Linked DNA regions of Homo sapiens: region 1 is linked to region 2. A link is an interaction called in ENCODE POLR2A ChIA-PET data of the cell type or tissue named here. Cell type or tissue: Panc1. All regions are shown on one strand. Each heading gives the region's core, and the rest is flanking DNA. Links, peaks and the distances in the headings are about the cores only. Region 1 has its middle 6.9 kb from the start of MPV17L. Region 2 overlaps MPV17L-BMERB1 (MPV17L-BMERB1 readthrough).

Region 1 (2,912 bases), core at 264-2,763, 52 kb before region 2:
TATTTGGCATAGCTGTGATGTTTGTTGCTGCATTATGGTTTTGTTGGCAGGGCAGCCTTTAAGGACCTGTATATTTTCTTCTAGACTCTATATATTCCCCGTCAGTATTAGTTGCATGGTCAAACTGGCAAATTTTACCATAGGTATAAATAATAGAGAATGTGGAAGAATAGTGAATAGTGTCAGAGATAGTTAAAGGTCCATACAGAAGTAGAGAAGGTAATAAGTAATAGTGGCTTGGACTAAATATTTGTTGAATAAATTTTTTAAAAAACAGCCTACCTAAAATTTGTGTTGAAGATATGAATGAATGAAGTTTCCGCACCCTTATGTGGAGCCCTGATAAGTAAGCAAAAATAAGGAAGGGTCCCCAGGTTGGGGAGAGCCCCAAGTTGAGGAGAATAATGAACAATTATTGTATGAACAATTGTTAGAGACAGCTAATCACAAACAACCTGTGGGTACAATGACCTCATTCCACATGTAGCACCCTTAAGCATGACCCTGTAAAACTTTCCTCCAGCCCTTGCCTCTTTGCAGGTAGCTCCTTCTCTGCTGAGCTGCCCACTGCAACATATTTTCATAATTTCTCTAATAAATCTGCCTTTCTTTACCTACAACTATCTTGGTAAATAGCTTTACCACCTGCAAAACTGACCCTAGTTAGTTGCTACCCGATATGGTTTGGCTGCGCCCCCACCCAAATTTCATCTTGAATTGTAGCTCCCATCATCCCCATGTGTCGTGGGAGGGACCTGGTAGGAGGTAATGGAATCATGGGGGCAGGTTTTTCCCATACTGTTCTCGTGATAGGGAATACATCTCACTAAATCTGGTGGTTTTATAAAGGGCAGTTTCCCTGCACATGCTCTCTTACCTGCTGCCATGTAAGACGTACCTTTGCTCCTTCTTTGCCTTCCACCATGATTCTGAGGCCTCCCCAGCCTTGTGGAACTGTGAGTACATTAAACCTCTTTTTCTTTATAAATTACCCAGTCTCAAGTATTTCTTCATAGCAGTATGAAAAGTAACTAATACACTACCCGAGACACCTTAGGAGATTTGTAACAGCTGTAATGCCAGGTCCACCATATTTTTAGCATAAAGCAAATGTTTACCCATGATATGACTGCACAGGCTTTCAGCTGGAGCCATAGCAACTCAAGTAGTAACCCTATCTTAGTCTGATTAAAAGTAAATATTAGTCTGGGCATGGTGGGACATGCCTGTAATCCCAGTACTTTGGGAGGCTGAGACAGAAGGATTGCTTGAGCCCAGGAGTTTGAGACCAGCCTGGGTAACATGGAAAAACACAGTCTCTACAAAAAATACAAAAATTAGCTGAGCGTGGTGGCACACACCTGTAGTCCCAGCACCTTGGGAGGCTGAGGCAGGAGTATCTCTTGAACCCAGGAGGTGGAGGCCGCAGTGAGCAGTGATCATGTCAGAGGCATGTGAACCAGAGCAACTCCATCTTAAATAGGAGCTGGGAAAAATGAGGCTGAAACTACTGGGCTGCATTCCCTGATGGTTAAGGCATTCTAAGTCACAGGATGACATAGAAGGTCAGCACAAAATACCAGTCATAAAGACCTTGCTGATAAAACAGGTTGCAGTGAAGGAGCTGGCCAAAACCCACCAAAACCAAAATAGTGACAAGAGTGACCTCCCGTCATCCTCACTGCTACACTCCTACCAGCACCATGACAGTTTACAAATGCCATGGCAACATCAAGAAGTTACCCTATATGGTCTAAAAAGAGGAGGCATGAAAAATCCACCCCTTGTTTAGCATATCATCAAGAAATAACCATAAAAATGGGCAACCAGCAGCCCTCCTGGCTGCTCTGTCTGTGGAGTAGCCATTCTTTTATTCCTTTACTTTCTTTTTTTTTTTTTTTTTTGAGATGGAGTCTCCCTCTGTCACCCAGGCTGGAATGCAGTGGCGTGATCTCGGCTCACTGCAAGCTTCACCTCCCGGGTTCACGCCATTCTCCTGCCTCAGCCTCCAGAGTAGCTGGGACTACAGGCGCCCGCCACCACACCTGGCTAATCTTTTTGTATTTTTAGTAGAGACGGGGTTTCACTGTGTTAACAAGGATGGTCTTGATCTCCTGACCTCGTGATCCACCTGTCTCAGCCTCCCAAAGTGCTGGGGTTACAGGCGTGAGCCACCGTGCCCCTCCTCCTTTACTTTTTTAATAAACTTGCTTTCACTTCACACTGCAGGATCACCCTGAATTCTTTCTTGCACAAGATCCAAGAACCTTCTCTTGGGGTCTGGATTGGGACCCCTTTCCTGTAACTATCATGCCACTGCACTCCAGCCTGGGCAACAGAGCAAGGCCCTGTCTCAAAACAAAAAAAACTAATATGACTTAATACATTCATTTTGGAGGGCAAGTCTCTCAAAATGGGCCTTTCACTGGGGGAAAATGGTAAAAATACTCCCTGGTAATTCAAGAATTGCAGACTCCTGAGATGCTGCTCATATTAGCTGAACACTTACCAATACTTCACTTTTTTCCATATATACTCAAGGAACAAGTGCTATTTAAAGTGTTTCACTCTGCTGTGCTAGGTGCAAGACTATAAAGAGGTGTGAGGATCAACACTTTTATGAAAACCAACGTCATTCTGAATGTAGTTTCAGATGCTAGTGCAAAGGAAGTTCTTGGTATACGGAAAAAGTATTCAACAATAAATTAGGCATGGTTGCTTCCATTTTCTGCCTCACACACTTTTTTTTCGTGGTTAAAGTGATAAAACGTCTATGATATTTTAGATTGGCAGTTGCAAACTAGTGGTCCTCAGCGGGTTTTTTATGACACCTACAAGGTTTGAAGACTTTGATTTCATATTAAAAATCTGGGTTTCAGTCTGGGTGTGGTGCTGCACTTCTGTAATCCCAG
Region 2 (2,912 bases), core at 101-2,600:
GTTGAATGGTTGTCATAGGAGGACAGAAGGGGATTGCCCCAGCAATATTTGCAGAGGTTATCCCAAACTCACCAGTTACAGCTTTTCATTGCTTCCATTTCTTAGTAAATTCTGGTTAATGATTCTGTACATACTGCCTTCCTCATGGGAACATGTGGAGAAAGGCTTCTGCACCCTTACAAACCATCTAGTATTTTCTCCTTTGAGAAAGGTTCAAAGTAATTGCTCCCAGCCACCTTCAACAGCGTTTTTCCACTAGCAGGGAGGTTTTTTCCCCGCTCAGCTGGAAAATGTATAGTGACATTTCAGCGTGGTTAGATATATAAAAATACTGCTTTCAACCAAGTGTAATTAATTGAGGGAGACATGCAGACAAGGTGCCTTTTGAAAAAGCGCAGAGCTTTTCAGAAACACAGTTGTCTCTGTTGTGGCCATTTCTTGATAGATTTGTATGTGTCTTAAAGGATGATCAAGATTTTGGACAGGGGAAATGGAGGAGTTGGAGGCGGGAGAGGGGAATGCCAGGAGAGGTAATAGCATCAACTGGCTGGGTGTGGTGGCTCATGCCTGTAATCCCAGCACTTTGGGAGGCTGAGGTGGGCGGATCGCTTGAGGTCAGCAGTTCGAGGCCAGCTGTCCCAACATGGTGAAACCCTGTCTGTACTAAAAATACAAAAATTAGCCAGGCGTGGTGATGGGCGCCTATAGTCCCAGCTACTAGGGAGGCTGAGGTGAGAGAATTGCTTGTACTCAGGAGGCAGAGGTTGCAGTGAGCCGAGATTGGACGGCTGCATTCCAGCCTGGGTGACAGAGCAAGACTTAATCTCAAAAAAAAAAAAAAAAAAAAAAAAAATCAACACAGACATAGTGCTGGAAATAAATGCTCTATGAGTAGGAGATTGGAATGAAGTAGAGAGCTCAAACTGCAATCTTTCCATAAGCCCGGGGGAGATGACTACTATTTAAAAGTTCAAAGTTGTGTACTGACTAACAAGCAGATCGTAAAACTGGCCAGCGTTTCAGGTTTCATAAACAGTGTGGAGGCTGAAATAATGCAAATTGCTGGCAATCTATATAATAGATTCTTGGGGAAAGGTTTGAACTATCTTCTGTTTGGTTACATATGCTCATTTTATTATTTTATTTTGGTTTTGCATCATTTCTTTTTTTCTGATTCTAGAAGTAATACATGTACTTTATAAAAAATTTGAATTCATCTGAAATATGAAAATAAAAAGTAAAAAACGACCATCATTTGCTCCCCAGATCCCATTTATTCACTCCATAAATAGGTACTGAGTGCCTTACAAGTGCCAGGAAGTGTTCTAGGGGCTGCAGGTACAGTCTTGAGATTTCTCGACAAAGTCCCTGCCCACATAAAGCTTCTGTTTAGGGGAAGTTAAGACCTGGGTTGAGAGTGAAGGCGTCAAATATTACATAAGCAAACAAGTAAGATGGTTTAGGTCATAGTAAATGTTTCATGGGCATTAATAGGGAAGGGGTACTTTTCATTTGGTGTTCAGGAAGCGCTTCTCTAAGGAGGTGACATTTTGCTGTATCAATAGCAGGAATCCAGGCAGTAAACGTAAAGGCCTTGTGCTAGAGGAAGAGACAGAAGGCCAGGGTGGCTGGAACCCAGTGAGTCAGGGTGAAGGGCAGATGAATCAGAGGGAAGCCAGACTAGGTAGGGCCTTTTAGGTTGTGATTAAAACAAACAAACAAAAAGTCTGAAATTTATTCTCATTGCAGGAGAAACTGCTAAAAAATTTTAATCAAGGGACTAACATGAACTGTTATGTTTTTTGAGGTTTTTTGTTTTTGAGACAGGGTCTCGCTTGTCACCCAGGATAGAGTGCTGTGGTGAGATCTCGGATCACTGCAGCTTCAACCTCCTGGGCTCAATGGATTCTCCCGCCTCAGCCTCCTGAGTAGCTGGAACTACAAGTTCGCATGCCTCTAGAGCCCATTAAAAAAAAAAAAAATTAAGACAGAGTCTCGTTCTCTTGCCCAGGCTGGAGTGCAGTGGTGTGATCTTGGCTTGCTGCAACCTCTGCCTCCTGGGTCCGAGCGATTCTTCTGCCTCCCAAGTAGCTGGGATTACAGGTGCCCACCACCATGCCTGGTTAATTTTTGTATTTTTAGTAGAGATGGGGTTTTTCCATGTTGGTCAGGCTGGTCTCGAACTCTTGACCTCAAGTGATCCACCTGCCTCAGCCTCCCAAAATGCTGGGATTACAGCCGTGAGCCACGATGCCCAGCAGCCCTGTTAGTTTGTGAATTTTTGGTAGAGATGGGGTTTTGCTGTGTTTCCAGGCTAGTCTTGAACTCCTGGGCTCAAAAGCAATCTGCCTGTCTCAGCCTCCCAAAGGGCTGGGACTACAGGCAAGAGCCACTGCGCCCAGCCTGGTTTTTGTTTTTAAAGGGTCATGTTGGGTACTAGATGGGGAATAAGTCCATAGCGGGGCAAGTGATGATCAATGCAAGCAGCATTTGATATAGTCCGTGATTCCTTCCTAATCAATTTTATTTTGGAGAAGTGGTGGCAGTTTCCTTGAGTGTGAAAGGTGTGACAAGGGCCCCATGGGTTGTCCTCTGGAAGATCAAGCACCTGGTTAAGACTTAGGAGAGGGAGGCCGGGCACAGTGGCTGAAGCCTGTAATCCCAGCACTTTGGGAGACCGAGGCAGGTGGATCACCTGAGGTGAGGAGTTTGAGACCAGCCTGGGCAACATGGTGAAACCCCACATCTACCAAAAATACAAAAATTAGCTGGGCGTGGTGGCGCATGCCTGTAATCCTAGCTACTCGGGAGGCTGAGGCGGGAGACTCACTTGAACCAGGGGGCAGAGCTTGCAGTGAGCTGAGGTCACACCATTGCACTCCAGCCTGGGCGACAGAGTGAGACACTGTCTC

What was found. Peaks named below come from ENCODE experiments on the same cell type or tissue, not always from the same donor. Only the 100,000 strongest peaks of a DNase experiment are listed, where the experiment ranks them.
Region 1: POLR2A ChIA-PET joins it to region 2 with 10 read pairs; 4 of 35 experiments call an interaction of 5 or more read pairs at or near these places.

The regions. Positions count from the first base shown.
Region 1 is chr16:15,387,410-15,390,321 of GRCh38, forward strand. No RefSeq gene overlaps it. Among named protein-coding and RNA genes, the nearest start is that of MPV17L, 6.9 kb to the right of the region's middle. In Panc1, for the core only: no CTCF peak of the experiment used is centred there; no DNase peak of the experiment used is centred there.
Region 2 is chr16:15,439,418-15,442,329 of GRCh38, forward strand. The region is part of intron 1 of MPV17L-BMERB1 (MPV17L-BMERB1 readthrough); the gene reads left to right. The region is part of intron 1 of BMERB1 (bMERB domain containing 1); the gene reads left to right. Among named protein-coding and RNA genes, the nearest start is that of BMERB1, 6.3 kb to the left of the region's middle. In Panc1, for the core only: no CTCF peak of the experiment used is centred there; DNase peaks (open chromatin) are centred at 930 and 1,646; H3K4me3 peaks cover 930 bases; H3K27ac peaks cover 1,888 bases.